Regions from separate parts of the Mus musculus genome. Here region 2 is linked to region 1. A link is a loop called in an ENCODE intact Hi-C map of the cell type or tissue named here. Cell type or tissue: gastrocnemius. All regions are shown on one strand. Each heading gives the region's core, and the rest is flanking DNA. Links, peaks and the distances in the headings are about the cores only.

Evidence for each region. A loop is a pair of places that touch in the nucleus more often than their neighbours do. Peaks named below come from ENCODE experiments on the same cell type or tissue, not always from the same donor. Only the 100,000 strongest peaks of a DNase experiment are listed, where the experiment ranks them.
Region 2: a loop joins it to region 1, with 2.7 times the contacts of the local background. A loop is called at or near these places in 8 of 42 quality-filtered maps.

Annotation. Positions count from the first base shown.
Region 1 is chrX:13,457,060-13,468,229 of GRCm38, reverse strand. It overlaps Nyx (nyctalopin), which reads right to left and starts at 7,140. Exons shown (of 4, transcript NM_173415.5): 1 at 6,747-7,140; 2 at 399-2,120; 3 at 16-93. The coding sequence starts at 37. In gastrocnemius, for the core only: a CTCF peak has its summit at 6,508 (motif pointing right); a DNase peak (open chromatin) is centred at 6,522; H3K4me3 peaks cover 1,172 bases; H3K27ac peaks cover 2,662 bases.
Region 2 is chrX:13,508,466-13,519,635 of GRCm38, reverse strand. It overlaps Cask (calcium/calmodulin-dependent serine protein kinase (MAGUK family)), which reads left to right. Exons shown (of 27, transcript NM_001284503.1): 27 at 1-2,556. Among named protein-coding and RNA genes, the nearest start is that of Nyx, 53 kb to the right of the region's middle. In gastrocnemius, for the core only: a CTCF peak has its summit at 6,288; DNase peaks (open chromatin) are centred at 6,083 and 6,245; H3K27ac peaks cover 506 bases.

The DNA.
Region 1 (11,170 bases), core at 2,137-10,136:
TGGCCCAGGACTCACCATGAAGAAGCAGGATCAGCATCCCTTGGCCTTCCTTGCACCTGGTGGCTTAGAGCCACTCAGCTGTAGGATCCCTACCTGAGGGGAGAAAGGGCAAGTCAGCAGGTCGAAGGCTACCCAGGAGGGGTCCCTTGGGAATTCTGCCCGCACCTCCACACTTCCTTGGCTATACCCAGCCATTTCCCCTTCTGTGTGTTCATTCCTCCCCCAAGGATCCTAGTGTTGGGCTCACTCAAATTCCACCACATCCATCCATTTGGAAACCCTTAATCAGGCTAAGACCCATCAACAACCCAGGTATCACTCAGGACCCAGCAAGAAAATAGATGGTAGAAAACCTCTGCATAAAAACCCTTAATGGCCCATCTCCAAGTATTGCTTACCATCCTGGAGGTCTGCCCATAGTGCCCCCAGCCCCTCCATCTCCCAAGAAATGGTGAAAGAAGAAATAAAGGCTGGAGCAGGGAGCACACAGGGGCAAAGAGCAAGGACTGTGCATGCATGCAGGGTTGACTGTTTATTTTTCTTTCAGATAGTAGCTGGAAAAGCCTCGGTATCGGATGAGGATTAGCAGAGATGAGCAAACGTGTCTGCCTTTTGAATTGCCAAAGCCAATGACAGATTTTGCTGACAAACCAATCAGTTTTATCCCCAAGCCTTGGCTACCAGAGCCTTCCTGCCCTCTCCATCTGCCAGGCCCCTTTTTTGCTTTAAACCCTTCCCACATTCTGCCCAGTTCCCTGACCCCAGCCCTAGCCCCACCCATCAGCAATAAGCAGTCTGCAATCCGCTTCCCGCTACCAAATGGTATTATAGGTCTTTGTAACAAGGACACATTATGTAACTTTAGAGGGCTGTAGTGGGGACCAGGCAGTTTAACATAACCGTGTTTTGCCCAAATTGCAAACTGCTGATTTCATCTCTTTGGAAAGGCGGATGATCCCCAAACAGAAGGTGGCAGAGGCCCTTCCCAGCAGGCAAGAAGCTTTGGTGTTGAGGCTTGCGGCCATGCTTGGCCTAAGGCCATTAAGTCCTGTGTCAAATTCCGAATCTGAGGTCTTACAATCCCATCAGGCAAGGATGTAAGCTCTTGCTGCTCTGTTTGGTTTGTGGATGCAGCAGAGGCGATAGCTGTAGCAGTACTGGGAGCTGGTTAGGAATGCTGAAACTCAGGCAGCCTGCTCGCAACCCAGACTCTGAGAGATTCCTCTGCCTAAGGGGCTGCCGAGACTGATTCCTGGACAGACAGCAGGGACATGTTTCTCTGACCACTGATCCACAGTTCAGCTGTCCTACATGCTCCTGGTCCCAGCAGCTCCTCCAGGCCTGAGTGGGGGTGGAGGGTTGGCTGCTGTTCCCTTGTAAGACATCCATGAAAACATGCCAAATTCTCACTCTGCTGAGAGGAAATTTGACATTCCCTTCCCATAATAAGGGCTCTGTTTGTGGATTCAGCCATCAAGGCCACAATACCCTGGGGAATTACCAGTTTCTTACATTTGGACCTTGAAAGCAAAAATATGACTGAACTGGTCTAACCTCTGATACGAAGTGTCTTAGTTAGGGTTTCATTGCTGTGACGAGACACCGTGACCAAGGCAACTCTTATAAAGGCAAACATTTACTTGGAGCTGGCTTACAGGTTCAGAGGTTCAGTCCATTAGCATCAAGGTGGGAACATGGCAGCATCTAGGCAGGCATGGTGCTGGAGGAGCCAAGAGTTCTATGATCGAAAGCAGCAGGGAAAGACTGTGCCACACTGGGTATAGCTTGAGCATAGGAGACCTCAAAGCCCACCCCCAGAGACAACCTTCCTTAGACAAACCACACCTACTCCAACAAGGTCACACCTCCTATAGTACCACTCCCTATGGGCCTAGCATTCAAACACATGAGTCTATGAGGGCCCCTATTCCTAATCAAACAACCACAGGAAGGAATGACTGGGATGGGGTGAGTAAAAGTAACATAGGTGAATGAAGCATCCCCCCCCCATCCCACATAAGTCCTTATCCGTAGGTTAAGTGGGAGTGGTAGACACAGTCTGTAACCACCAGTGTTGCAAAGGTCCTTGTGGCTCAGGAAGGTAGAGCTGGCAGTGAGGTCTGAAAACCAAACAGAAACAATGCAAGATTAGCATTAGAGAAAGACCTGCTGGTAAACAAACTCTCCAACCCTGGAACCACCCTGCTCCCCGTACCACATACACCCCCACTCCTAGCCAAGAGGCCTGCTAGAACTGCCTGGAGCCACAGGAGCAGGAGGTAGAGAGGAAGATGATGATGAAAGACAGGTGATCCATTAAGTTGTGAGTGGAATCACGTGTAACAGAGCATGGCCAAGAAAGCCAGCATTATACAAAGAAGCTCCAAAGGCCCCAATATGTATCATAAAAGACTCATCCTGGTACAGCGTTGGCCATTTGTGCTTCTAAATGTTCTCCTGCTCTTGCTTCTCCCCTCGAAAGTGTCTTTTTCAACTTACATTTTCATCATTTTTAGTTATGCGTAGTAGGTGGATGTGTCCACATGTGGGTGTGGGTGTGGGTGTGTGAGTGCAGATGCCTGAGGAGCCCAGAGGCATCTGATCCCGTGGAGCTAGGGTTACAAGTGATTGTGAGATGCCTGGCATGGGTGCCCAGAACCCAGCTCCAGTCCTCTTAACTGTTGAGTTGAATAAACCATACCTGCTTCTGCTACTATCTATGTGTCTGCATTAGCTTTCTTATCCTCAACACAGAGCCTAGAACCGCTTGAAAGAACCAACCAAACCCTGACCTCCACTGAGTCCACTTGTACCTTCTCTTCAGATATCCCAGTGAAGTCTCTGTGCCCTTTCCCTCCCCTCTTCAGCAAACCAGAGGCTGAAATATGGCTATAAAAGTGGGTCTGGTTACACCCACAGCCCTTGTTGTCCCCCTTACCTTCCAGCTTCATCAGACCCATGGGTCAACAGCTCTAGCATTGTTCACTGATGAAGGTTCACTTGCCCAGAGAGTATTGCTGATATAGGAGAGCCTAGCCCACTCTGGGCAGCACCATTCCCTGCGTAAGTGGTCCTGGTCTATATAAGAAAGTTAGCTAACCGTGAGCCTGTGAGCATGATCAACTTGAGGTTTTATTATGGCAGAGCATTAATTCTATCAGTTACCAAGATATAGATGCAGTCTTTCTTAGTTGTGCCATATTTAACTCCTTGTCTATACAGTGCTCTGGGGTGGTCTCCCAGCTAGAAGCTTCTTGTTAGGAGCCAACTTTACTAGCAATTAAGGCTGTTCATTAGAAGCAAGAATAAATGGAAGGATGACTGTGTCTTTTGTGTGTTACTGGAGGGTAGGGAAACCAGAGGTCACTGTCCTTCCTCTTATCAGTCTAGCTTGGTTATCTCACAGCAAGCTATCAGCCCTCCTAGTCTTCCTCAGTATCTCAGACTGACCTTTGAAGCCTTAATCTTCCTTTTAATCCCAGCCTGTGTTCTCAACGCAATACATAGGAGCAAGTTACAGCCCTCACCATGGGTCCTTTCAATAGCTATAGAAAGAAAGGTATCTCTCGTTAAGAAAGGTTAGTTTGAACCTATTAAGGGGATTCTTGGCTTCAGGCGGTCAGGGAGTCTCCTTGGGTGCTTTTGGCTAGAGCTCAGATACTAAAGCCACATTCTTTTGCTTTTACTTCACAGGCATACACATGCCCAATAGAAGCTAGACCATTATGGAGGGCTAATGCATGGCACGTTTAGCCTGATACCGAGGAAACCAAGCAAAGTTTTGTTGTTGAGAGGCAGAGAGCTGGGAGGGCAAGAAGTCTCAACCCCAGTTCATGCCTTTATTTCTGGATGCCTGGTCTGCAGCATAAGACGTTCTCTGCCTCTTGTTCCCACAGAAGTAGATCCGGAGACAAGGACACAGATGGAATTATTTTGTTTGGGAGGTGATTGACAGAAGCTCCCCAGGGGATGGGGTGGGGGTGAGGTGGATAAAGCACTGTTATTGGGCTCCCAGGGCCGCTGCTGCTTCTCCTGCCCAGCCAGCACCCGGATGACTGCTTCCAGGGGAGATGAGGGACTGTGTATTTGCTAGCCATCTTGAGCTATGTGCCAACATGTTGTAGACATTTTGCTTCCTAAAAACAGCTTCTGTTGGGCAGGAACTCAAGAGCCTGTAGACATTGACTGATCTGGCCTTAAGCTCATCAGGTCCTACTCATGAAAGAGAAAGAAGCCCGCCAGGCCTCTATTTTAGGTGGCTAGGCCTTTGTCTCAGTTCAGGGCAGTGAGGAAAAAGGCAGCCATCTTGAGAGGAGGAAGCTGGTCATCTTAGAAATCTGTCATCTTATTTTCTAGTCATGGCCGTTATCCCTATCTGTCTGACTTTCAGGAAATGTGTCTAACTCACCACACAGAGAGAGAGAGAGAGAGAGAGACAGAGACAGAGACAGAGACAGAGACAGAGACAGAGACAGAGACAGAGAGATGGAGGATAGGACATATTTTATTCGATGGTTAGTTAGTTAGTTAGTTAGATCTATAACTTTCAAATATTTAAAACGTCCAAACGTTTAGACACGTGGTACATGACCCTCCCTGTATACTCTAACCCCAGATCCCACAAATATTAGAGGCTAGCCTATGTTTGCTATCTAGGTGGAGGTGTTCAACTGTTTGCCTGAAGTGAAGCCTGTGTGAAAATGAGCGAAGGATCTAGAATAAAAGAACTAGGATAAAGATTGGCCTTTATCCTGCCTTTTCCTCTCACTTTCTGGTCTCAAATGGACTCCCTGAAGTTCTGTGCCTCATAGTCTAACCCAGACTCTAGATTCCTCATGTAAGGAAACTAGGGCTCAGAAACTGCAAGAGACCTGTTGCTCAAGATGCCAAGTGTTGACATAAAGGAAGTAAGAAAATAGTTTATTCTGAGTCATATGGCCTGGGAACCTTGAATGTCACATTCCACAGTAGAAGAGATGACATGAACTGTATAGTCACAGAAGAATGTAAAGTTGTAAGTCAATAAACTTTCAATTACATTGGTAGGAACATCATGTAGCCTGGCAACTGCACAGCCACAAAGCTGCTCCATAGGTATGTGTCATCTAGAGTGCTTTGTTTTAGGGTAGGTGGAGGTCAAAGGTCTGCTAAGTTCTGTGATATACTGATGAGGGCTTCTCTGAACAAGAACGTTGGGCCAGGAGCCTGTAAAATGGCTCGGCTATTAAGAGTGCTTGCTGCCAAACCTGATAACCTGAGTTGGATTCCCCCCAGACCCATATGGTGGAGGGAGAGAATCCTGTAAGTTGGTTTTTGATTTCCACTCATGCAAGGTGGCACACACACCTACACACACAAATACAAACACTTTTTTTTTAATTTGTAAAGAATTTAGGTCATGGCTGGGAAGATAGCTTACTCAGTAAATCTGAGTTGGATCCCCAGAAACCACATTAAAAAAAAAAAAAAAAACAACCCAACATGGTAACAGAAACAGACAGATCACTAGCCAGCCAAGCCAGCCAAGCCAGCCTACTTAGCAAGCTTCAGACAAGTCTCAAAATAAATCAATTGGATGTCTTCTGAGGAAGGGCACCCAAGGTTGTCTTTTGGATTCCACATGCACTCCACAAGTGCACTGGTGGGCATGAGCCATCCATTCACGTACACACACACACACACACACACACACACACACACACACATGTTGGGTCAGATATAAAAAAATAAAGTAAATGGTTATTAAAGGTTCTAAAATAAGTCAATTTTGACTCTCCTCTTTTCACAAAATTCCACACCAAGTTGTTCTAATCAGACGAAGCTTCTTCAGAAAACTTGAGGTTACAATGCTGAAGGCAGAGCAAGGAATTGGTCGCCTAGGTTATGGTTGGTTTTTGTTGTTTTGCTTTTGTTGTTTTTTTTTTTTTTTTGTTTTCTCTCCTGAGATTCCAGTAAGAAGCCAAAGAGTCACCCTCACTGCCTATGTGAGATCAGGATGAGGCACCCCTAAACTGCCTTAGCTGAAACCATCCTTTTGTTGGAATCCCTGGCTCCTTGTAGGGCTGGGGGAATCGACCTGAATTCACAGCCTTAGCTCTGGACTGCAGCAGGGGACGCTACTTATTCTGCTGACTCTCAGAATGACGTCACCCCAAGGACAGGCCCAGACAAAGTCGGGATGCAGGCTCGTACCGGATTCCGGGTCCTGCGCACAAAGCGTGCCTTGGCGGTCGGTCGTAGAGGGGCAGCTGGCCACGAGTCCCCAGTATGAACGTTTAAGTCCCTATTCCTTCCCACCTCTCTGGATTTCGAAAACTAGTTCAGCTCGCTAGCCCGGGTTAGCAACCACTCGTGACGCACCAGGGGACTTTTTCCCTCTCAAGGTCACGTCCTTGCGAAACCTGGACAGCCACTGCGGGTAACCCGTGCTGCAGCCCCGCCCGCTCCCAAGGTCTGGTGGGGCGGGGCATCCGAGCATGGGCCCCGCCCTCCCAGGCTTGCCCATCAGAGGGCGCTGAAGCTCCAGCGCTGGACCAGTGCCACCGCAACCTATCTTATCGTCCCCGCCAGGAAGCAGGCTCCAGCATGGCGGCGCGGGGGCGGCTGCCTGGCCCGGAAAGGCCCGGGGCACGCCTGAGCCGGAAATCTTAGTCACGCACCTGAAGTCGCTGGAAGGCTAGCTGCCCTGGTCAAAGGACAGCCTGCCAAAAGTCCCTCTGGAGAGGGTCCTTCAGTGACCTACTCACCTGACTGACCCTGGAGTCAGGAGGGTGGATAATAAGCCAGTCTGACACAGCACATAAAGGGTTGGCCCAGGATTTCTTCTGCTGTGCTTCTCAACAGACTCGCTGCCCTAATACTCCAAAATGCACGTTCCAGGAGCTGCATGTGAAATCGCCACTCTCTGTGGCCTCCAAAAATAGAGCTGTAGGCCCATCTGCCTTGCCCAAGGAAAAGACCCAAACTCAATGCAGCAGGGAACTGCCAAGTATCAAATCAATGTCCCAGTCTCAAAGAGGCCTCTGAAACAATGGTTGATGGCGCTGACACATGCTAAGAGGTGAAAGAGGTCCTGGGACAGGTTTCCTAAGCCACCAGCAGCACGGCCAGACAACAGTTGAAATCAGTAGTTATGGACCTAAGGAGCTAGAGGCTTTAGAATAAAATGTTAGGGGGAAGAAAGGAATTGTTCTGATCTGTGATCAGAAGGACTAGGATAAGAGGAATTGGGCAGAGTCCCAGGAGTGAAGGGTTAGTCAGTCCATAGCAGAATTGCTGCATTTTGGCAAGTCCGTTCTGAAAGCTGAAAGTGAGGTGACCTTCAATGGGTAGTCTTCGGCACACAGGGCAACAATGCAGTGCAGCAGATTTGTCCTTTTCTTTGTTGATTTAGCTGGAAGCTGTCAGTTAAAATAATCTCATCTGATCTCTTCCTCCATTCTCTGGCCTGTAACTTAATTTAGAGAGTTTCAGAATTCTCTTATCACAGGTATTCAAGGCAGGCAAAAGATCCCGGAACATCTGATTTCAGAAGACAAGCCATCGAAGATACCTGAGTCTGTGCAATGTTGAGCCACCAGGCAACTGAGTCTCTGCTGATGACCTGTCAGAAAAACAAATGCTGGGAGAGGCTTGGGCCTCCCTGCTGCTCTCAGATAGGCACCTTTTGCCACTTAGAAAATTAGTGTTTGACAGACATACACGAGGCTAGAGCTTGAAGCTGACCAGCAAAGAAAAGATACAAAGGCTTCCACTTTCCACCTGTCAAAGGAATGGATCTAGGGACAAAGAAGTCTGTCGGGCCTGAGATGGGATGGGATCTTCCACCCCACAAAACCCCTGAGGCGTCTATTTGAAAAAATGGGTGAGCTTTAAAACATTTTCCTCACCTGGACTTGAATTTAAAATCCTGTTAGGTTTGAGAGTCGCCTTTCCTGGATACATGTGGCTACCGTTCCTCGTGAAAGAACCCTCTCCTTACAGCAAATGGAGGCTACCACAGAAAACCACAACTGGAGCAATAGATTCTAGGGAGCTCAGGCCCAATGGATACACCTACACCACCACTCCTGCATCTATGACTCAGGGAGCATCGATGAAGAGAAGGAAGTCTGCTGTGAAATGGTCTCTCCTACAAATGACTGCATAAACAAACCAGAACAAAGGTAATATCACAGACATGTTCTCAGGGAAGGGGAAATCCACCAGGCCCCATCCTTAGGCAAAGAGCTACCTACAGGCAACTAATGGCTTTGGGAAAGATGACTAGCCTCTCCCAGTAATGAGCATCCTTAATTGGTTGTCTAATGCAGAATGGTCAGCCTTGAACACACATACACACACACACACACACACACACACATCACCAACAAAAATGGACTGAGCAGGTTGGATATGTGTGTGTGTGTGTGTGTGCACACGCGCGTGCATATTTCATACTCACATGCACACAAATATGTATGTAACAATAAATAAAATATGCTATCTACTTAGGAGTATACGAGGACATAGGAGGGCATCAGGGAAGGGTAGCTGGAAAGTGCTAGAGGGAGGAAAGTGGTATGATTCTATTTCAATTATAAACATAGTTTGAAGTAAAATTAAAATATATATAACATTATAGAGAGTATATCATTGGTGGTACGACTAACAATGCATAACTAAAAGCCCGCACACAAGAGGCTGAAGCAGAAGAACTGTATTTGAAGCCACCCTGGATTATATGTGACTCTCTTCCCTTCTCTTCTCTTCTCTTTTCTTCTCTTGTCTTCTCTTGTCTTCTCTTGTCTCCTCTTCTCTCCTCTCCTCTCCTCTCCTCTCCTCTCCTCTCCTCTCCTCTCCTCTCCTCCCTGCTCCTCTCCCCTCCCCTCCCTTCCCTTCCCCGCTCCTCTCCTTAACCCTCCCCTCCCCTCCCCTCCCTTCTCTTCTCTTCTCTTCTCTTCTCTTCTCTTCTCTTCTCTTCTCTTCTCTTCTCTCTCTGTTATACACATTCATACATGCATGTACATTGTTATAAATATACATTATATATAAATGATTTTATGTTTCTAAAACGTGGAATGAAAAACAAAGATATATTGGGACAAAGAAGATGGCTGTGGAGAGAGGTAAAAGCAAAGCATGAGGCCCTGAGATCAAACCCTCAGCACCAACATTAAAAAAAAACAAACAAAAAAAAAAACCCCAGATACAGCTGCACATGACTGTAACCACAGCATTGAAACACAAGTGGATCCTGGGAGCTGCTTGCCCAGCCCACTTACCTGAACCCGCAGGTTTCCTGTTCAGTAAGAGATCTTTCCTAAGCAAAGCAACAAGGCTGAGAGCAATAGAGAAAAACATCAAACATCCTGCTCTGACCATTACTTCTGTGCACCAAGCATGTACTACACACAGACAACACACACAAATAAAAGAAATAAAAACTCTGTTACAGGGAACATAGACAATCTGGGGACCAGGGTCCCCTTATCTTAGGAAAGAATCGATTAGCATGCCTCATTTACATTTACATGTGTTCTAGGCATTGTCCTATGACTTTTTATAAATTGTAAAATGGCCAAAGGCTCACTCGGGAGGAATTTAGACTTCTCCACCTCCCCATTTGGCCAATTTGTAAATAAATCATCTTTCTTTTACCAATGTCTGTAGCCAGGCTTTTGGCCACTTTGTGGGTTCTTTTTTCTTCCACCCTTATTTCATCCTTTCAACCCCCCAACATTAGGTAGGAGTGAAAAAAGGATAGGAGGGAAAGGGGGCCATTATCAGTAGACTGCTTCCTGCTCACTGGGGTCAACAAGTTCCTTGGGGAAAGTTTGTTTGTCATCACCAGGATAGCTAATTCCTTCTCATTTTTTTTTGTTCATGATCACTTGAAAAACCACAATATACAACACCCAACAGCATCCAACCACCAACCACCCAGTCACACTATTGAGGCTCTAGCATATATACATCCTCTGAAAAGTCCCCAGAATTCCAAATGTGACACTCTCACAGAAACTATCCTCAGCTGGCAAAAACCTCACTCTTGCTTAGAGCATGAGGCAAATCATAGTCAACTGCTATGAAGCAGCCCCATATCCCACACCTGGAAAACATGGTCTCACAATATTTCTGTGTTTTTTAAAGAAACCAGAATTCTCACTACAAATGTCTGGGTCCTAGTTTATGTAGCCAGTAATGTAAGTTCTATCTCCTGGACCTACATTATGAAAGAAGATAACTCCTGCCATTGTTCTCTGGTCTCCAGAGTACACCCACACACATACACAATCAAATAAAAATGTTTAAATGTGTAAGTAAAGGAAATAGAAACAAAAGCATCAGGTTCATGAATGTGATGCTAACAGTGGCATCATCAAGAAGAATGACTGTACCAGGTGAGTAGTGGCTCACACAAGTAAACCCAGTGCTCCAGAGATTGAGGCTGGAAGATTATAATAGCTGTGGTCTGAGATCCCAGGATGCTTGTCCTAGACAAGGAGAAAGGAAGTCTGGAGAGAGAGAGAGAGAGAGAGAGAGAGAGAGAGAGAGAGAGAGAGAGAGAGAGGAAGAAGAAGAAGAAGAAGAAGAAGAAGAAGAAGAAGAAGAAGGAGGAGGAGGAGGAGGAGGAGGAGGAGGAGGAGGAGGAGGAGGAGGAGGAGGGGGGGGAGGGGGGGAGGGGAAGGGAGGGGAGACAGACAGACTCAATCAGTAGGTATGTTAGAAAGAAAGCCAGTGGGAAATTCCTAAAGTAGACAGGTTACCAAAGAGGAACATGCAAGGAGGGTGTCTTTTAAACACTTACAAAACAGAAAACATCAGTCAGGTAAAGAACAGCTTGTCTCCTCTAGGCACACAAGTGAAGCAAGCCATCCTACTGGTTCAGAGGGTTCAGACTATTGAGTGGTAAGATTGACCCATCCCGGTATGGTTCAGGACTTAGGCTCACAGGGATGTCTCTTTGGGGTTGGTTGAGTCCCATTATGGAAAGATCTAGCAATAGGAAAGATTAGTGAGTTGGGTTTAGAGGGTGTCAGTCATACTGACCAAGAGCCAATAACCACAGCAAAAGTGAAAGAGAAATCCTGCTCCTCTCATGGTTACAGGGGCCTGTGCATAAGTGACCCGTCCAGCAGGTCCAGTTATTCGAGGGTCTCGAGGGGACCTTCTCCTAAGAACCAAATGG
Region 2 (11,170 bases), core at 1,408-9,407, 52 kb before region 1:
TGCTTCCATTTCATCGGCCAGAACACACACACACACACACACACACACACACACACACACACTAGAGCAAATTACCAGAGATTGCTAAATCAGTAGTCAGCTGAAATGTTGGAAAGCCAGAGTGCAGGTCCTTTCTGCCGCCCCAGCCCTACTCCCCACAACAGGAGAAGGAGTGTTTGGATCTCCTAAGTTCGTTGCTTAAAAGATGAAGTGAGCTGATTTTCTAATCATAAAGCAGTAATTACTTCTCACATGCATCGTATTCCTATCTGAACACTGAAAAGGAATGTGTCCCTCAGCTTAATTCATCTGGAAGTTTCCCAATGTCGAGATAACATTGGAACTGCTTTAGCAGCACCCCATCAGAGGAGATGGCTTAAAATATCAGCTCAGAAAGGCAAAAGAAAGAGTTGACCTACTTCTTGCTATTTGCATTCAGAAGGCAGAGTCTCAGGCTATTGGTGGCAGAATAGATAAAGCTGCAGAGTTCCCCAGCAAAGGAAGAGTGGCAGGAAGCGGTCCCTTCCCTATATCTAAGGCCTGGGGCAGGCAGGCCAAGCATTCCTTTGAAGCTACTGTTATCTTTTTAAGCTTTTTATCTGTGAGTTCTGTTTTCCAATCAGGGGTCTCTTCATTAAGGTTACCAGGGTTTTGGTTTGTTTTTTTTTTTTTTTTTTTTTTTTTTTTTTTTTTTTTTTGCAAAAAGTTAAATCAACTGAACCACCCTCCAGGAAATGGGGAGCTACTCAGAATGGAAACTGCTCCTTAAGGGTGAGGCAGCCCAAAGCATTCTCTTGTCTCCCACTGATGGGATGTTCCTTTAGCATCTCAGGTCAGTTTCTTACACGGGGGAAAAATAAGCTTAGCTTGTCACAAACGCTATGGAGAAAATGGCTTGATTAGTGAATTCTTAATACAAATGTCTCCTTGGAAAGAATAGAGGGCACACTGCTAAGCATTCCAAAAATCAAGCCCCTGGCATGCCTCATCACTTCTTGTTTCAGGTCAGCATTCTGGTGGGTAGATAGTGGTGGCTGTTTGTCAGAACTGAACACAGCCTGCTCCATCTGTTCTCTTCGCAAGGATGCTGATGCTGAGGCACACTGAAGCCCCTGAACACATCTTTCTTGATGCCTCGTTTCTTCCTATGGCTTTCAGAAGGGCTGCATGTTCTTCTCATCGCTGTTTTTATTTGGGGGCACTTGCCCTTTTCTGGCCCTTTTAGAAATAGGGTCTCCCTCTCTGTGTGGTACCACTGGCTAAGGAAACCGTACTTGGGAGGCCTCATTTGTAATCAGCTATGCCTGGGCACTGCACACGTCCATTTGCCTTAAACTTGTGGGAAGTCTCGGGTTGCCCAGCTTACAGAGTGAAGTTCAGCTCCCACATCCATCCGGAAGTAGGGGAAAAGAGGAAGCGCGTCCAACCTTCCTATCTGCACTTCCTGTTGGTGCCTTCAGGCCACAGCAGCAGTAGCAGCTATAGGCAAAGAGCAGCACCGTCTCTGGGACGGGCATCCGCAAGTCTTAGCTGTTAGAGGGATGGGAGAGACCATTCCTGACTTCCCACTGTTTGTCACCCGACCCTCCATTAACTCCCTTGAATGAACCTGTGCAAATGGACCAAGCAAAAGAAAATGGAAGGAGATGTTTGCAGCCACATGGGAGACCACATTGCTGGCCCCAAGCACAACTCCAGCTCTGTGTATGTGCAAAACCTTGGCACTTGGCTACTGCTTAGAGTTCAATCCATTCTTTATAGCATGTGACTGAGTAAGGTCCGGGGATGATGAGTCTTTTGGACCCAGGAGAGAATCTCAACAGAGGGATTTGTGCTTGGGAGTAGAAGTAGGCATTCCTCCACAGAGAGTGGCATTGCCTTTATTTTTCATTTGGCAGAGACCAAGAATTGGGGGGTAGGGGTTGATTTCCAGTCTTTGATGTCGCCTGGGATGTCCTCTGCAGGCAGGTGGTGCTGAGACCACAGCATCGTGTTCCAGTGCAGTGTAGGTGCATTGCCATTCAGACTCAGTTCTGGGGTGGTTTTGCATAAAGCTTTGCCAATGTGTTCTTTCTTTCTGTATGTATTATTGCCTTTTTATAAAAGGTTTTGAAGTATTGTCTCAGTGATAAAAAGAGAGAGATGTTAATGGTTGTTGTATATTTCACCGTATCCGATTGTAAGTATTCGCAGGGTACAGCAAAGCCTTAGCTTGCAAGAGGAGCTGAAGGGGTTGGAAAGGTTCGGATTCTTTGTAAATGTCCTGCTTTTCTTTCTCTCTGTGTGTATCTATTTACATGCCTTAGCACATGCCCTCCCATCCCAACCCCTTTGCCCTGTCACCTGAACAACCACAAGGGTGGTGGCAAGCCAGCACAGTACAAGTCGAAACCCTAATCAGTTATCTCGTGTGACAGGGGGAGAAGAGAAACTGCATAGTATTCTTTGTAGAATATACATACCTGTAGGATGCTGTGTAATGGGAAACCATAGACTTGGGCTTTTGTCATTTCAAAGTTGGAGAAATGTATGAATAAAATGTATAAAACATGAAAAGGCACGTGTCTCCTCAGATTCCAGGCCAAACAGCTTGAGAACAAACACCCTTTCATGGTGTAGAAGGGAGGTCCGGCCAGATTTTAAGCCCTCTTCGTGGCTAAGTTCTGCAAGCCTCCCCCACACAGGTTTGTACCAAAGGGATGGCTTCTACCCTTTCTAGGAAGAACGTGTCCCAGGCTCCTGATGTCCATCCTGGAAACCTTCCTCTCAGCCATGGCTATCAGAGACTTCAACTTGCATTTGAATGCACATTTCAAGTAACTTCTGAACTTTATAAAAAGGAAGAGAAACACAAGTGGTGGCATCAGCTGGAAATAGAAGTCTAAATTGATTTTAGTGATGTAGGCGCCACAGCTCAGCAAATGTGGTTATATGACGTTTGCACAAAAAGCTGTAGGAGGAAGCGCTCTGGCTTCTTAGTTGGCTTGATGCAGGTGCTGTTTTGTAGTTTGGTTTGGCGTCAAGCTAGGGTATGGGACGTGGTGTTTGGGGTGCCCCTGCTCACCTCGTTGACACACTCCCTGCTCTGGCCTTTTGCTTTGTTCAAGAAAGTAGTTGTAGAGACTCACTCTTGCCTGTGTTGCATACACCCCAGAAAGGGGCCAAGTCCCAGTACATTTTACCTGCTCATTTGAAGGTTCGCAATAAGGAAACAGGAATACTGGTGATTATAAGCCAACACTTTACACAAACTTATCACTGTAAGAGTCTAGACATGATGGGGGTGGGGCAACAACTGGTCAGTAAAGCTCGTAGCAGCAAGCATGAGAACCTGGCTCTGATTCCCAGCACCCATAGAAAAAGCCAGGCATGGTGACAAAGCCTTGTAATCCCACTGCTGGAGAGGCAGAAACATGAATTCTGGGGCTCGGCTAGCCTCCCAACCTAGCTGAATTGGAATACCTCAGGGCTCAGTGAGAGACCCTATCTCAAAAGAGAAAGTAAACAGCTACTGAGGAGCTTGAGCGTGACCTTTGGCCTCCACTCGTGTACACATACACACACACACACACACACACTACACTGTTGTGAGTGACTCTCCTCCAAGCCAAGCAGCCACCATCTTGAGGAGTTCAGCTGTTCCCTCTTGGAAAAGAATTGCATTAGCTGGGCTTGTTGACTATTTGCACCCACTCATGAGGGAGTGGAGGATGTCACAACCCCTCACCTAAGTATCAGCCACTCTACCACCTATTTATGCAAGCATCTTAATTGCATGTGGCAGCAGGGAGAGGCTAGACTGGCTATATAAGCTGGGAAGACTAGTGAAGAGGGCACCATGACTGAAGCTTGTGGCCCCTCCTCAAAGCCATACACCCCCAGAGGGGCCAACTCAATTCTGATGAGCTATTGAAAGAAAATGGAGAAAAACAGCCTGCTGAGACCTCACAAGTGGCTTGTGATTGTGGGGGAATAAACTGAGGCTGGAGGTGGGGAAGCAGAGACCACACAAGGCAGGCTCACCACAAATTAACAGTTTTCACAGAATTTGCCCTAGAATGAGCTTGAATAATACAAATGTTCACTCTCTTTTAGGGTGGTGCTAACAGACGTGATGATGGCGACACATCTGAACCTAATACCTAGGGTCTGTATGCTTCCTTTTATATAGCATGTATCTCAGTTAGAAAAAGTCAAACTCAACAGCTGTGATCACTTTTGCAGCTACCCTCAATAATCATTTGACAAAATCTAACGCTGAGTCCTAATCTGAAAAGGATCTAGTCAAAGCATAAGACAAATATCCTTAGCAGCTAAAGAAGAGCTGTTTCATAGTCTACATAAGCCTGAGGACCTCAGCCCAGGTCCCTAGCACCCAAGTAAATGAGCCAGAGACAGCAGCACGACACAGGCCTGTAATCCCAGAACTGTGGTGATGGTGGGGACAGAAGGATCCCCAGAGCACACTGGCCAGCCAGTCTAGCACAATTGATGAGCTCCAGATTCACTAACGGACCATCTTTTTAAAACATGAGAAAAGCAATCAGAGAGGACACGTCAAGCTCCGTCCTCCACATGCTCAAGAACACATACCTACATAGGAACTCACACATGCAGGTGCACATCACACATGAATAAATGCACTCATGCATGCACAAACACAAAGAGAAATGAACAATGGAGGGAAGGATTGATTGAACTGGGGCCAGGATGATGCCAAGGGCAGGGAGGAAACTTGGAAGAGTTCTCCTCCAGGGGCACTTGCCTCTTCCACAAAAAGGTTGTTGTTGGATACAAATGAAGCTGAAGTAGGTCCGTGTTCTCTTCACATCTGCTCCAGCCCTGACATTTGGTTCAGATGAGCCCATGCTTAAGGTGCTTTCACAGAAGAGAATTTCATTCCTCGGTGAAGAGAAGTCACATCACCCTAGGCTTCAAATAGTTTCTTCAGATAATTTGGTTGGTCTGAGGTACTAGCACGATGGCTCAGCAAGTAAAGGGCTTGCCCTCAAGCCTAGCGACATGAGTTCAATCCCTAGAACTCCCATAGTAAAAGGAAAGAGCTGACTCCTGAAAGTTGTCCTCGAAATATTTTAAAACTAACTAGAACTGTGAAGAGAAAGTAGAAAAGTAAATGAATACATTTACATACTAATATCAATTGTATCTTGTTTGACTTTTCACTCTATATACAATTAAATACTTTATAATGCTAACACAGAAGTGGGGAAGGAGATAGCATTAACTCGGCTTATGCTTTACATTGTCAAGGTCAGGAATTTAATAATTTTTGTATGTCAAAGATGCTAGTTAAGAGCAAGTATTTCCCAGAATTCTAAGACATAATGCCTGGTTCAGAATTCAAACACTAGCCTGATTTAACGGAGCTGTGTCTGTCTCTCTCTCTGTGTGTGTGTGTGTGTGTGTGTGTGTAAAATTAATTTAGCCAAAACTGGGGAGACAGAATTCCTCCATCTGCCTCTGCTTTGCCCGTATAGCAATGTTACAATTTATAGAAAAGATGAAGAAAAAAAACAGAAAATATGAATATTTAGATTTAGCTGTGGGCGCAGGTTCCCAGACAGGGAGATACTCATTTTCCTGGCACCCTGGATCTTAGGGTGGACTATTTTCATTCCCAGCATGGTATTTCCTGTAGAGAGATGGAGCTGAGGAAAAAAAGATATTTTTTTTAAAAACAGACTCTTATTCGTAGACTCTTTTTTAAAAAACAGACTCATTACGTAATCATGAAAGCAAAATTAAGAGGTTATAACTTCCAAGCTGAGGTCAAACAATACAAAAGCACAGATCATAGAGGAAAGGGTTAATTAACTCAACTTTGAATTTAGGATCTTAAGAATTAAAATAGAAGCCAGGCACCACCACGCACCCCAGGCTGAGAAAGGAAAATCAATAGTCCAAGGCATAGAGAACTCAGGGCCAGGTTGGGCTACACTAGATCCTGTGCCAAAAGGAAAAAGAGAATTCAAATGGATTTGTCAAAAACAAAAAAGAACCAAAACCAGACTTAAGGCCCCCGTTTCAGTCCTCAGCAGCAGGGGGTGGGGTTGGGAACCCAGCTGGAAAGAGAAGCCCTAGAACAGACCTGGAATCTTTTCAACACCTTCCAACCCTGTAAACAAATCTTTCCAAAGTGGAAGCCATGAGATCTGTTCTTTACTTCCCTGGCAGTAAACAACAGACAGGGTCTGTGACCCATAGCTTCTGCCCCTGTGGGGCACCTGAACTCAGAATAAAGAAGCCCGTGAGCTTTATGCTCAAGGTGGCAGTAGAGGCTTGCAGCTGTCAGACAGAGGTGACAGGCTCTGACTCCACCTGACTGCAGTGGCCTTGGGGCTTCACTGGAGGGATCCAACAAAACACTTGGAGCTGTTTGGTTTGTTTTCCTTCACTATGGAACATCTGGTCTACCCTCGGTTCTTTAAGCTCCCCTAAAACTTTTTCCCTATAATGCTGAGGATAGAACCCAGGGCTTTGTGCATATTAGACACCTAATAAATTTGAAACTTCTCTTTACAAAGGACAGAGAGCATTCCCTAAAAACCACAACCAAGCAAAATGACTGGAGCCCAGTCCCAACTGATATATCTTCAAAACAACTTGTGCACCTAAGGCTCAGGGAACGTTGTGGAAGAAGAGACAGAAAGATTGTAAGAACCAGAGGATCAGAGAGTTTCTGGTGAGATTCTGTCTCTTAATAATTTCAGAAGCTACACACATAAAGTCTCACCAACATGACTGCCCAATTATGAGCTGAACAAGGATAATACCAATAACCATGCCAAATTGGATGAAGAAAAGTCCATGACGCTTCAATCCCACACAAAGAACTACAGGCAACTGAAGAATGTTCAGAGTGAAAAAATAGTCTTCTCCAGGGAAGGGCACACCAATCACTTATCTAATACCAAGTAGTCAACTTTGTATATATAATATGTATAACAATATAATAATATATATAAACAACTAATACAAAAAGAGGCCATGGATTTGAAAGACAGGAGGAAAGGGTATATGGGAGAGTTTGGAGGGAGGAAGGGAAGGGAGGCATGATGCAATTGTACTATAATGCCAAAATTAGAGAAATAAATACATAAAATACTCAAAATTTTACCCAAAAGTTGCAAGGGGCCCTGGGAACTTTTTTGAGCTCAGCGGGTAAAGCACTTGGCACATGAGCAAGGTGACCTGAATTCAGATCCACAGCACCTCACATACGAGGCCAGGCATGATGACATTCTACTGGAAATTCACATAAGGAGGAGGCAGAAACGGATAAATTCTGGGAGTGAGCACTCACTTGCTCACCAGCTCAGCTACTTGGCAAGCTCCAGGTTCAGTAGAAGACTTTGTCTTAATAAATAAATAAATAAATAAATAAATAAATAAATAAATAAATAAGTAAAGTGAGGACATTGACTTCTGGCCTCGATGCACAAGTACATGTAGTGCCACAAGTGTGTACACATATGAACATATACACACATATACTCGTGCATACACAAAAGAAGATAGGTAAATGAATACTTAGAAAACAAAAAAGTTAGCCGGGCAGTGGTGGTGCACGCCTTTAATCCCAGCACTTGGGAGGCAGAGGCAGGTGGATTTCTGAGTTCGAGGCCAGCCTGGTGTACAGACTGAGTTCCAGGACAGCCAGGGCTATACAGAGAAACCTTGTCTCGGGGAAAAAACAAAACAAAACAAAACAAAACAAAAAAGTTGCATGCACACTTGTAGCAAATTTCTATAGCCCTATGTTGCTAGGCATCCATTGTGAATATAGGTTGTAGCTTCTTATCCCAACAGTTTAGTCACCCTTGATGGCACTTCCACCTTCAGATCTTCTCAATTACTTGTCTTCATTGCAAAGAGGGGTGGGTATTTGTTTGTAAAGGGGAAGACAGGAGAAAAAGGTTTGGGGTGAAAGCAGAAGAGATGATGTTTGCTCTTGAAGTGTTTAGTACCATATTAGTTCTTTTTCTCATTGCTTTGACCATATACACGGCAAGAGGCAGTGTAAGGGAAGAAAGGTGTGGCAAGAGTTTAAGACAGCTAGCCATACAACTTTGGCAATCAGAAAGCAGGGGGGGGGCAGTATATAACCCCCAAGCCTCACCCCCAGAGCAGGCCACTTCCTCCAGCCAGGACCCAACTCCTTTGAATTCCATAACCTCTGCCAAAAGCACCAGAAGCAAGGGACCACTTTTCAGGGGATGTCCCACCCTTAGCAAGAATGACAGTGTTTCCCCAGCTCACAGCTTCCTACTCAAGGAAATGCTTCAACTCAGGCAGATGCAGCTCTACTCCCCACCCCCAACTAAATCACAAAAAATGAGACTGCACTCTACCCCTCCTCTCGGACAGGTGGAGGTATGTGAGCAAGGCCAGATCCACGGGCCACTCCCATTGGAGTCTTTGAGTCTTTAGAGAGAGGGAAAAGATGAGACAGATACCTTTCTAAGCAGAGATGCAAATACTCTCCCAAGAATTGTTCTGGGATACAGTTAAAAGTATGAGGATGGGAGAGATTGCTCAGCAGCTTTGCTGCTTCCCCAAGACCCAAAACTGCAACCTGAGTTCTAGCCTCTGAAACAACAGTGGAAGGAGAGAACTGATTCCTGCAACTTGTCCCCCTCCTCTCTGTGTCTCTCTGTGTCTCTGTCATCTCTGTCTCTGTCTCTCTCTGTCTCTCTCTCTGTCTCTGTCTCTCTCTCTCTGTCTCTCTCTGTCTCACACACACAGACACACACACACACACACACACACACACACACACACACACACACACACACACAGGGTGGAGGCAGTGATGATCAGAACATCACAAGACTCTTATTCCCAAACTCTGAGAGAACCTCTGGAAAACCAAAGAAGTCCCAGACTCTTTTTCTCTGCAAAAGTCAAAAAATGAAGAGGAATTGGAATGATAGCATTACTTTGTACCAACACACACACACACTTTATTCAGTACTTTTTCTGTGTATTACAGTGTGGTTGCCATTGGGCATGATTTTGATTGGTTGGTTTTGTTCTTCCTTTTTTAAACATTGGTTTTAATAATTTCATGCATGAAGACATTGCACTTACATCATCCCCCCCCTCCTCCCTCCAACTCCTTCCATGACGCTCCTACTCTATCTCAAATCCATTACCTCTCCTTATATAAATACAACCAAATCCTTTTAGTATTTCGGTCTGATTACTTGGGATTGAATAACCTAACAGGGGACTCCTTCCTAGAGAAGATTGATTGTCTTCTCTTAGAATTCATTGATTGCCTGTAGCTCTCCATCTAGGGGCCGGATATTGTGAGATCTTTTTTTTTTTTTTCCTCTATCCGGATAGATATCTTGAGATGTCAACTGGTGTCAGGTTTTTGGGGCAGGGTGTCTCTGTATATCCCTGGCTGTCCTGGGACTTGATTTGTAAAGACCAGGCTGGCCTAGAACTCACAAAGATCCACCTGCCTCTGCCTCTGCCTCCTGAGTGCTGAGATTAAAGGCATGCACCACCACTGCCAGGCCAAAAGAAAAGAAAAGAAAAGAAAAGAAAAGAAAAGAAAAGAAAAGAAAAGAAAATCTTTTATTCAAAGAGAAAGAAGCAAAAGCTTCCTTGGTGGGGGTGACCGGCATACTTCTCTGTGGGTATAAGTGTTTAGCATGCAATGGGATTACACTGGTTTGGAAAGTGGGAGTCAGGTTGTACTGGTCTTGTTTGGGCAACCATATTCTTAAGTTCTGATGATGTGGCTTTCCTGTCATATGTAGAAGACACTGTCTAGTAGCAGACATGCTGATCCTCTGGCTCTTACAATCTTTCCACCCTCCCTTCAATGATGTTCCTTGAGTGATAGATGTAGGAGTTGTGTTGTAGATGTAGCAATTGATGTGGGATATCCTGTGGTCAGTCGTTCTCTGTGTTTTGACCAGTTATAGATTTTTAGTGATGATCTCTATCTGCTACAAAAAGAAGTTTCTTGAAGTAAAACCCTATTTCTAAAGGCAGCACAAACTTTGGACACAGGACTTGAGGACAGAGAAATTGATCTGGAAGTATCATAGAAGCCTCCTCCCTAAGGACTGTCTCTCACAGGCTTGAAAGGAGCTTGTGTAAGGTGCCAAGGGAGAAAAGCAATTAAAAGTCCGACCCAGCTGTAAAGCCTATGAACCATAGACCTAACCAGCATAGCTAGATAACCCCTAGAGTGGCAGAGGGGCACTTACATCTTGAGGGTAACCAACAGCCATTTCATTGGACTTAAGGTCCATTCAGTGGGATAAAATTCATGCCTGGTAGTAGAAACCTGACCTGTGTATGGTCGATGAAGTCATGGACTCTAGAGAACATATTATTGCCACTTTCCAAAACAATGTAATCCCAACTGCATGCTAAATACAGAGAAGTATAGCACTCACCTCACCAAGGAAGCTTTTGTTTTTTTTTTTTTTTGTTGTTTTGTTTTGTTTTTAACTGGCAATGATGGTTCACACATTTAATCCCAGCACTCAGAAAGCAAAGACAGGCAGATCTCTGTGAGTTTAGGGCCAGCCTGATCTACAAAATGAGTTCCAGGTTAGCCAGGGCTACATACAGAAACCCTGTCTCAAAAATCAAAAACAAAGATGTATTTAAGTAGGGAATGTTGATGCAGCCCTTAATCCCAGCACTCAGAAGGCAGTGGCAGGCATATCTCTGTGAGTTCAAGACCAGCTTGATCTACAGAGCAAATTCCAGGACAGCCCAGCCAGGGCTACACAGAGAAATTCTGTCTTGAAACCCACCCCCCCAAAATAATTTTCTTTCTTTTTATATGTGTGTGTGTGGGGGGGGGGGGTGGATGTGTGTGTGTGTGTGTGTATGTGTGTGTGTATGTCTACATGTGTGGTGATGCCTATAGAGACCAGAAGAGGGTGTTGGATGCTCTAGAACTGGAGTTCCAGACTGTTGTAAGTTGCCCAGGTACTTGGAAATAAACTCAGGTCTCTGAAATACCAGCAAATTTTTTGAGCTATCTCTCCAGCTCCTTGTTCTTTCTCTTTTTTGAGAAAGGGTCTTACTGTGTAGCTCAGAGTGCCTTGGAACTCATTATGCAGCCCAGGCTAGCCTCACACCAGAGCTCTTCTCACCTTGGCCTCTCACAGGCATG